Linked DNA regions of Homo sapiens: region 2 is linked to region 1. Evidence: read pairs that join two places in POLR2A ChIA-PET (ENCODE). Cell type or tissue: CD4-positive, alpha-beta T cell. All regions are shown on one strand. Region 1 overlaps YJEFN3 (YjeF N-terminal domain containing 3). Region 2 holds the start of LPAR2 (lysophosphatidic acid receptor 2).

Region 1 (5,000 bases):
TAGGGGAAGGGATGGGGCTTGGGCCTGGAGGCAACAGGATAGGACAGGAGGTGAGCTGTTCTGGATGAGGGGTTGGGCCTCTTGGGGCCTCAGTTTCCCCGCTGGAGATGCAGAGGCCCGGTCTCAGGCTCTGCCAGGTCGGTGCAGGAAAAACGTGCATCCAGCCACTGCCCGTCGCCCGGAGTGCGGTTTGTTTATTCTCCGCCTGAGTTGCAGACATTCTTCCACCTTTCTCACCGCGGGCCCACCCCCGCCCATGTTTCCAGACCTCAGCCCCTCCTGGAGGCTGTGGAGTAGGGGAGCCCAACCTTAGCCACGATGCCCTGGGGCCTCTCTGTCTCTCTCTGGCTGTCTCTGTGTCTCTCTGTATCTCTCAGACTCTCCGTGTCTCTGTCTCTCTGTGTGTCTCTGTCTCTCTGTATGTCTCTGGCTCTCTTCATGTCTCTCTCCCCACCTGTCTCTGGCTGTTTCTGTATCTCTCAGACTCTCTGTGTCTCTGTCTGTCTGTCTCTGTCTCTCTCCGTCTCTGGCCGTCTCTGTGTCTGTCTGTATCTCTCAGACTCTCTGTGTCTCTGGCTCTCTTTGTGTCTCTGTCTCTCTCCATCTGTCTCTGGCTGTCTCTGTGTCTGTCTGTATCTCTCAGACTCTAGTGTCTCTGTCTTTCTGTATGTCTCTGGCTCTCTTTCTCCATTTGTCTCTCTCTCCATTTGTCTCTGGCTGTCTCTGTATCTCTCTGTTATCTGTCTCTCTCCATCTGTCTCTGGCCATCTCTGTATCTCTCAGACTCTGTCTCTCCAGGCATTTTGGCCCCAGCCCTGCCCTGATTCTGCGTGGCCCCAGCCCCTTCTCTCCCAGACTCAGTTTGGCCTTTATCAAATGCGATGACAGTGCCACCGCCTGACAGGCACTCTGGGTGTCTCTTGAGCCCCAGCTGTACTTTAAGCTCCAACCACACAGACAGCAGATTACTCCCCTTTCAAGTATCCTCCCCAAAGGCTTAGCGCAGTCCTGACCTGCCATGAACATGCCTGCGATCCCAGCCACACCGGGCCCAGAGCCCAAGACCCAAGACTGGGACTGAGGGGCTTCTGGACAGACAAGGGGCTTTCAGTGCAAAAACCAGACAGTTGGCCACTGAGCGCCAGGCGAGTAGTGACTACTGGGTTTCTTTCTGGGGTTTTGATTTTCCTTCTCCTTTGGGCGCCTCACCCGGGATCTATTTCATTTGGAAATACAAACATTTAAGTCCACATGAAGAAAAACATTGAGTTTTTAAAAAGTATACCGTGGTAATAAGAAGAAAAAGAGGAGGAGGGGTGAGGAGGGAGAGAATGGGGAGGAGGAGGATGGGGAGGAGGTAGGGTAAGTGGGAAGGAGGAAGGAGAACAGGAGGAGGGGGAGGAGGAGGGAGAGGAAGGAGAAAGGAGAGAAGAAAGGGGCGGAAGGGGAGGAGGAGGGAGAGAGAAAGGAGGAGGAGGGTAAGAGGAGGGGGCAGGAGGAGGAGGAAGGAGGAGAAAGGCGAGGGGGATGAGGAGGGCAGGGGAGGAAGAGGAGGCAGTCACGCTAGAGCCTCGACTGTATGGGACAGTTTTCTGAGGCGTTCACGTTTAGGGACTGACTCGTCAGTACCATTTATTATGCTGTTGCAGAGGAAACTGATGCCCAGCACTGCTGGCTGCACGGTGAAGCACTCCATAGTATGATTATTGCTATCACCCTTGTGTCATCCTCCTGGCCCCTCGAGGTGTGGGGGTTTACTCCAGAGCCAGACACACCTGGGTTGCAGCTCTGCTTCCATCCCCCTCTGACCCAGGGCAGGCCCCTCGCCACCTCTGAGCTTCAGTTTCCCCACCTGCAGAACAGGGTTGTTTAGGGGTGTTCAGATCGCAGGAGCAGATGTCCCTGGTGCCCAAGACCCAGGAGGTGGCAGAAGCAGGCGGGTCACATGTGCAGGAGGGGTTGCACTTCCAGGGTCGTGGCACTGTCCCTGCAATAACCTCCACCCTGGCCTTCTCTGATACCAGGGGTCTCAGGTCCCCATCTGGCCTGCACCAGCCATGAGCCTCTCTGGGCCTCAGTTTACCCATCAGGCTGGGGTAGGCCCAAGCAAAAAGGGAGTTCTTGAGGGGTGAACCACCCTGGTCACAGCAGTCATGCAGCTCAGGAGAGTTGGCCGTCTGGTTGGGGTCAGGGTTGGGGGTCAGGGGTCAGGTACCTTGGTCACAGCCACGGCACTAGCATGACCGCACAGCTCCACGAGCTGCTGCCGCCCAAAGCGATAATCCTCCAGCAGCTCCCGCTCCAGGGCGGCTGCCTCCGCGGTGCTGGGGACAGAGTGGGATGGGACACTCAGAGACACACAGAGACAGAGCCTCAGATGGAGCCAGAAATGTTCCGCCAAGCTTCTGAACCCGGTCCCAATGCCACCCTCCCACCCCGTACCCCCGAGTAGCGTCTGCAGCCTTGAGCTGGGGATGCCCTCAGTTTCACCGTGCGACGCGCGGGTTGAATCGAGGCCTGGCGGGCCGCGGTGTGGGAGCCAAAGCCCGAGGCGCGGGCGCCCTCTGGTGGCAGAAGATGCGCTGGCCGCGCGTTGGTTCTACTGCTCCAAAGCGTGGGACACGGAACCGGACCTAGACGTCCCCAGCTCCCAAGGCGGAGGGAACCAAGAAAGGGGAATGGAGCATGAAGGACTTCGATGGGGGCGATGGGCTGATTTCAGGCAGTGGGAGCCACGGAACAAGCTTCAGGACGCTGAAAGGGGTGGACAGGACTGGGGGCATCTGGGGTCCATGGGTTTTTAAGGCTGCAGTGTTTGATGGCACACTCAGCGGGGAGGCCTTGGGGCCTGGGGCTATGAGACCCTTTGGTGACCGATTTTCAGGGGCAGTGACATAATTAGATTATTTGTGGCCAGGCCGGGCGCGGTGCCTCACATCCGTAATCCCAGCACTTCAGGAGGATGAGGCGGGTGGATCACTTGAGGTCAGGAGTTCCAGACCAGCCTGCCCAACATGGTGAAACCCTGTTTCTACTAAAAATACAAAAAATTAGCCAGGCATGGTGGTGGGTGCCTGCAGTACGAGCTACTCAGGAGGCTAAGGCTTGAACCTGGAGAATCGCTTGAACCCGGGTGGCAGAGGTTGCAGTGAGCCGAGATCGTGCCACTGCACTCCAGCCCGGGTGACAGAGTGAGGCTCCGTCTCCAAAAAAAAAAAAAAAAAAAAAAAAAAAAAAGGTTATTTGTTGCCAGAAAATGTGGCTACTTAGCTGGAGGTGAAGCTCTGCCATCCACTTCACTGAATGACTGGGGTCCGTCTCCACCTCTCGGAGCAAAACTGAATATTCGGGTGACCTACACAATTGGTCAGACTAGGCTGGGCGTGGTGGTGGACACCTGTAATCCCGGTGACCCAGGAGGCTGAGGCAGGAGGATCACTTCAATCTGGGAGGTGGAGGCTGCAGTGAGCTATGATCACGCCACTGCACTCTAGCCTGGGCGACAGAACAAGACCTTGTCTCTAAGATAATAATAAAAAACACAAACATAAATAAAAAGAGCCAGGCCTAGAAAAGTTGGAAAAACAACTAATGATTCAGAGAAGCCGAGTGGCTTGCCCAGGATCATGCAGGAAGCAAGTTGGGAAACTGGGTCTTTCCCCCTTGGTGTCTCCAGAGCCACAGGACATGAACAAAGACATAGAGCCAGACCTACAGATGGTGGATGTTTTGAGGGGATGAATCCTGAGACTCTTTCCTTCAACTCTCTGAGTGGGAGATGTCTGCCCTCTGGCCAATTTTGCAGCATGATAAGGCCAGGTAGGCAGAGTGCAGGAGAAGGAGGACTGCTATGGGATGGGAGTCAGCGAGGGCTTCCTGGAGGAGGAGGCCTGGCACATCGTGGCAGGTAATGCAGGGGCAAGAATAGCAAAAGCCAAGGCCCTGGGGTGGGGAGGAGCCTGGTATGTTCAAGGGGCAGAAGGGAGGCTGAAGCAGAGTGATCAAGCGGACAGGGCAGGCAGAGCCTCAAATCCCAGACTGAGGAACATGGTGAAGAGGACACTTCGGGGGTCCACACATAAAGACGGAGACAGAGACTCAGGGCAGGAAAGTCACATGCCCTGGGACACCCCAGTAAACAGAGCCAAATTCAAACCTCAGCCTGTCTGCAGCTGACATAGGATGAAGTTGAAGGACGGGGTGAGGAAAAGGAGCTCATGGTGAAGTCAGACAGAGTCCCCCCGGGGCAGGCCAGCGCAGCTCCCAGGAAAGCACATAGGAGGTGCGTTTGCATTCGGGGTGAGGAATCTGGCAGGCTGGGAACATGGCTCATTCCTCCACCTCCATCTTGTGACAGCTCTGACTGCTGCCCCCGCAGGAGGGTGCAGGGAGGAAGTGGAGGGCGGGAGGGCGATGCATTCCTCTTCTTCTGTCCCAAAGCTTTGGCCTCTAGCAGCCACTTGGAACATTCTCTTCCTGTCTAACTGGTCATTAGAATAATGGGGGCTCTGTGGGCAGAGGGTCGTCCAGGTTAGGAACCTGGGGGTGGGGCACAGCAGCAGCTGTGGGGTGGGGGTGGGAGGCTGCGTGGGAATTGGAGCCTGGTGAAGGAGGGTGGCAGGCAGGGCAGGTCCCTTCTGCTGTTGTGGGATTCTGGGGGTGTTCAGTGGTGCCTTTTGCTATCCCGAATCTCGGCCCCTAGATGAGAGAAGCTTCAAGGCCCCAAGGATTTCCCTGTCAGACCCAGGAGGCCTGAAGTGGCCTGGGTCCAAAGGGAACTGGGCCTGACACTCGCCAAATGCTTCCAGGAGGGGGCTTTCTGGGAGGTGAAACCTCAGGCCAGGGTGGCCATGCCACACTCACCCTGCTCTCAGTCCTACCTGCTTCTCTCCACCTCACACCTCTGCCCACCAGACCACCACGGGGGATCACCTGGCCGCACACAGCAGCCTCCTGCCCCCAAAACTCAACATGAGCCTGGGGGGGCTTTGAAAACTCGA
Region 2 (5,000 bases), 96 kb before region 1:
ACGGAGTCTCATTCTGTCACCCAGACTGGAGTGCAGGGGCATGATCTGAGCTCACTGCAATCTCCACCTCCCAGGTCCAAGCGATTCTCCTGCCTCAGCCTCCCTAGTAGCTGGGATTACAGGCATGCACCACCACGCCCGGCTAAATTTTGTATTTCTAGTAGAGACGGAGTTTCACCATGTTGGCCAGGCTGGTCCCGAACTCCTGACCTCAGATAATCCACCAACCTCAGCCTCCCAAAGTGCTGGGATTACAGGCATGCACCACCATGCCTGGCCAAGCAGTACACTTATAAGGGCATCGTCTATCCCCAAACACCAAAACTGCAAAGGATGACAGGTGCACAGTCAGTGGTGGTCCATGCCCTGTGCATAGGAGGAGTTCAATGGTAGTCCACACCCAGTGCAGAGTAGGTGCAAAGTCAGGGGTGGCTGGCAGAGCCACCTGGGCCCACTCCTCTTTGGTCTCACTTCCTACCACCTTTCCCTCATTCATTACAGGGTGGGGCTGCGTCCTAACATACCAGGCATGCTCCTACCTCAGGGCCTTTGCACTGGCTATTCCTTTTGCATGTCCAGGAACAAGCCCTTGGCTCTCCAGGAATCTCAAAGAACTGGGATTTTAGTGTTGGGGTCTCATTCTTGGGTTTCTCCCTGCAGATTCCAACTCCACAGAGTGACCAGAGAGAGGACGTGGCTGAAGACACCAAAGATGGGGGAGGGGAAGGTGAGTATGTTAGAGAGAGGCTCAGGAGTTCTGGGGGTGCCCTGGCCCCAGGGTGGCTTGCTAAAAGATGACTCCTGGGGGGATATACAGAGAACTTGGAGGTGCTCTGCACTGACCACCCACCCCGTACACAGTGTCCAGCCAAGGCCCAGAGGACTCACTCCTGGGGACACAGTCTCGTGGCCACTTCAGCCGCCAGCCAGTGAAGTATCCCCGGGGCGGTGTGAGGCCTGTAACCCACCAGCTGTCCAGTCTGGCCCTGGTGGCTTCCAAGCTGTGCGAGGAGACCCCCATCACATCAGTGCCCAGAGGGAGTTTGCGGGGGCGGGGGCCCAGCCCTGCAGCTGCCTCCCCTGAGGGCAGCCCCCTGCGCCGCACCCCGCTGCCCAAGCATTTTGAGATTACCCAGGAGACAGCCCGGCTACTCTCGAAATTGGACAGCGAGGCTGTGCCCAGGGCCACCTGCTGCCCGGACGTCCAGCCTGAGGAAGCCGAGGACCATCTCTGACCACCCTGGCACCTTAAATAAGGAAGAGGCCCAGATTGTGAAGACGGACCCATATATCCCTACCTCCCACCACCTAGTGGCCAAACACCCCGCCAGGAGTTCAATGCTGGGAGAGGTCCAGAGGGTTCCTATAAGGAAAAACTATTTAATACATGACCTAGGGGAGGCCTAAAACCCTTTTGGGGATAATGTCCCAGAGTCCCCCCACTAGACACAGGTCACTGCCAAGCATCAGGGCCACTCGGGCTCAGAGGTCACTCAGGGTCAATACTCAGGGTCAGTGCAGGTTATGAGATCCTTGGGGTCCACCCTAGTCTCTGACACCTGGGACAGGGGTGCTTTTGCTACTTTGGTTGTGGTCACTCCCCCACACCTGCCTGCCTCCTTCACGGACTCGAAGTGACCTTCCTGGAGGAGGTGGGCAGCTCAGACTCCACATGCTGGTGGTGCCTGAGGTCTGATGGCCTCTAATAAACTGTGTCCTATATGCCCTTGGGTGCATCTCTGCTAGGGGAGAGGCCAGCATGGGTAGCACTCCTTGCCCCCATTTTACAGATTAGGGGAATCAAGGCCTCTTTTTTTTTTTTTTTTTTTTTTTTTTTTGAGACGGAGTTTTGCTCTGTCTCCAGGTTGGAGTGCAGTGGCACGATCTCCGCTCACTGCAACCTCCACCTCCCGGGTTCAAGCGATTCTCCTGCCTCAGCCTCCCGAGTAGCTGGGACTACAGGCGCCTGCCACCATGCCCGGCTAATTTTTTTGTATTTTTAGTAGAGACGGGGTTTCAGCATGTTGGCCAGGATGGTCTCGATCTCCTGATCTCGTGATCGTCCCGCATCGGCCTCCCAAAATGCAGGGATTACAGGCGTGAGCCACTGCGCCCGGCCTCAAGGCCTCCTTCTTGCATCATCAAACACCCTGCAGCACCTACGTAAAGGCAGTTGGAGCTGGGTCGCAGCACCCGGCTGAGTCACGCCAGCCCGGCCCTCCCGGAGCTCTGCGTCCCCGATCCGGTCCTGCATAATCAAATACAGTATAACAAAGTACCGATAACCGGGACAATGGGGCTGTGTGCTCCGGACCGTGGGAGCCCGGGGCCGCCGCAGGGAGGCCGAGGGAGGAAGCCACAGGGCAGGGCAGGGCAGGGCCGGGCTTTGCAGGGGGCAGCGCTGTCCCAGGGTGAGGGGTACGGGGGCGGGATTGCAAAACCCTAGCGTGCGCCCGATGATCAGCTGGGGCCGCAGAGGTGGGCCTCGCACAGGAGGCCGCGGCTCGCTGATACTGCGAGCTGGCAAAGCCGAAGCTGGGCGGGGGTCCGGGCGGTGGGAGCCAAGTCGGATCAGGGAGTGGCTTGTAACTCGGCGGCCGATTGGACACGAAGAAGAGAGCGGGGTGGGGCTGGGAGGGTTGGGGGTCCGGAGCGGGGGCGCGGACCCAAGACCACCTGGAGCTCCGCCCGGGCAGCGCGGGGTCACGGCGGGAATTTTCGGGTCGCCGAGTGACTCAGCCCCGCAGGCTCGAAACTGCGGGCGCATGAGGTGTGCAGGTACCGGGGTGGGGGTCCCGCGCCGGAAATAGGGGCGACTGAGGGGCCGCGAGGCGGGGAGGAAACAGGGGGGCTGCGGTTCCGGGCGACACCGCCCCCGACGCGGCCGTGGAGGCGGGGCTCCCCCAGGTGGCGGGGCGGGGCAGGGCTCCCCCAGGTGGTGGGGGCGGGGCGCCGGGGAGACCCCGCCTCCCGCGCCCTCTCAGCAACCCGCACAGGGCGCACCCGGACGCTCTACCGCTCCCGCCGCAGTCGCCGGGCCATGGGCCTCGAGCCCGCCCCGAACCCCCGCGAGCCCGCCTTGTCTGCGGCGTGACTGGAGGCCCAGGTGAGGCCTGCACGGACGGGAGGCGGGCGGGTGCGGGCCTGGGCCCGGGGGAAGGGCGCGGCACGTGCCTGCGGGGCCAGGACGCCGCCCTCTGATCCCTTAACCCCCTACCCCTTCCCCAGTCTGGAGACGCCTGGAGGCCCGGCCATCCATCCCTTCCCCAACCGCTGTCTTTGTCCCGGAGACCGCCAGTGTCCTCCGTCCCACCCGGAACAGCCTATTGCCCCGCCCGCTTGGGAAGCACTCGCGCCCAAATCCCGCCGACTAACTTCTGGGGCCGCCTCTCTGTCCACTCCGATCACCTCCACGCCTCGGCACCGCCCCCTCGCAGGGTTCTAGCAAGTGACCTCACCCTTGTGTGCACACGCTCCCGGGTCTCTGCTCCCTACACTGACTCCGGCACCAAAGTGATCCTCCCTCATCTCTTCCCGCAGCTCACACCCCTTTGTCTTTCCCTAACCCTCCTCTCCCCACAACCCAAACCGGGTCACACATTGGCGGCAGGTGGGCTGGGATTCGACCATAGATGGGTTTTGTTTCACTTCTGGTTCAAAAACCTATTGACTTGGGTGATGTCTTGCACACAGGTCTTATTAGTAGGTAAGAAACAGCTGCTCCTCCACCTCCACCCCAGCCCCATGGAGCTTGCTTTTTCCAGGCCACCGTAGTCCTCACCACTGCCACTTTGCTTCGAGGTATCTGAATTTGAGACCCTTGTCCTTCCTGCGCTGACCCTCCTCTGCAGCTGCCGCCCCTCCCTGTGTCCTTCCAAGAAGTGCCACATGCACTGATCTCTTGTGTCCCCAGATGGTCATCATGGGCCAGTGCTACTACAACGAGACCATCGGCTTCTTCTATAACAACAGTGGCAAAGAGCTCAGCTCCCACTGGCGGCCCAAGGATGTGGTCGTGGTGGCACTGGGGCTGACCGTCAGCGTGCTGGTGCTGCTGACCAATCTGCTGGTCATAGCAGCCATCGCCTCCAACCGCCGCTTCCACCAGCCCATCTACTACCTGCTCGGCAATCTGGCCGCGGCTGACCTCTTCGCGGGCGTGGCCTACCTCTTCCTCATGTTCCACACTGGTCCCCGCACAGCCCGACTTTCACTTGAGGGCTGGTTCCTGCGGCAGGGCTTGCTGGACACAAGCCTCACTGCGTCGGTGGCCACACTGCTGGCCATCGCCGTGGAGCGGCACCGCAGTGTGATGGCCGTGCAGCTGCACAGCCGCCTGCCCCGTGGCCGCGTGGTCATGCTCATTGTGGGCGTGTGGGTGGCTGCCCTGGGCCTGGGGCTGCTGCCTGCCCACTCCTGGCACTGCCTCTGTGCCCTGGACCGCTGCTCACGCATGGCACCCCTGCTCAGCCGCTCCTATTTGGCCGTCTGGGCTCTGTCGAGCCTGCTTGTCTTCCTGCTCATGGTGGCTGTGTACACCCGCATTTTCTTCTACGTGCGGCGGCGAGTGCAGCGCATGGCAGAGCATGTCAGCTGCCACCCCCGCTACCGAGAGACCACGCTCAGCCTGGTCAAGACTGTTGTCATCATCCTGGGTAAGTGGGGCCCCCAGGGGGCAACAGGGACCCTGCTTCCCCCTATCTCCCACAAGACACTGCGAAGCAATGAACAAAACAAGCTACCTGATAGAGGGTGATGGGGGATGATTTAGGTGGGGAATGTCCTCCAAGGAGGTGATAATGTATGTGAGCAGAGGCCTGAATGCTGAGGATAGGAACAGAGAGCCTTCCAGGCAGAGGAAACGGAAAGTAAAAACCTCAAGGCAGTACGAGGCCAGAGCCTCTAAAGAGGAAAGTGGGCTTGTGAGGAGGAGAGATCAGCAAGGCCTTAAGGGGCACGGACAGGAGTCTTATTTTGAGTTTCATGGGAACCCCTTAAGA

The links. ChIA-PET counts read pairs that join two places held together with the same protein. Peaks named below come from ENCODE experiments on the same cell type or tissue, not always from the same donor. Only the 100,000 strongest peaks of a DNase experiment are listed, where the experiment ranks them.
Region 2: POLR2A ChIA-PET joins it to region 1 with 11 read pairs; 15 of 35 experiments call an interaction of 5 or more read pairs at or near these places.

The regions. Positions count from the first base shown.
Region 1 is chr19:19,529,956-19,534,955 of GRCh38, reverse strand. It overlaps YJEFN3 (YjeF N-terminal domain containing 3), which reads right to left. Exons shown (of 7, transcript NM_198537.4): 3 at 2,216-2,324. Among named protein-coding and RNA genes, the nearest start is that of YJEFN3, 3.5 kb to the right of the region's middle. RefSeq lists a silencer at 2,488-2,597 and an enhancer at 4,379-5,000. In CD4-positive, alpha-beta T cell, CTCF peaks have their summits at 2,357 and 2,566 (motif pointing left); DNase peaks (open chromatin) are centred at 2,535 and 3,362.
Region 2 is chr19:19,626,198-19,631,197 of GRCh38, reverse strand. LPAR2 (lysophosphatidic acid receptor 2) reads left to right here and starts at 2,978. Exons shown (of 3, transcript NM_001395660.1): 1 at 2,978-3,106; 2 at 3,914-4,655. The coding sequence starts at 3,923. GMIP (GEM interacting protein) reads left to right here. Exons shown (of 21, transcript NM_016573.4): 20 at 661-727; 21 at 862-1,722. The coding sequence ends at 1,235. RefSeq lists silencers at 2,228-2,357, 2,728-3,227 and an enhancer at 1,668-2,590. In CD4-positive, alpha-beta T cell, no CTCF peak of the experiment used is centred here; DNase peaks (open chromatin) are centred at 2,197, 2,917, 3,487 and 4,287; H3K4me3 peaks cover 2,650 bases; H3K27ac peaks cover 1,932 bases.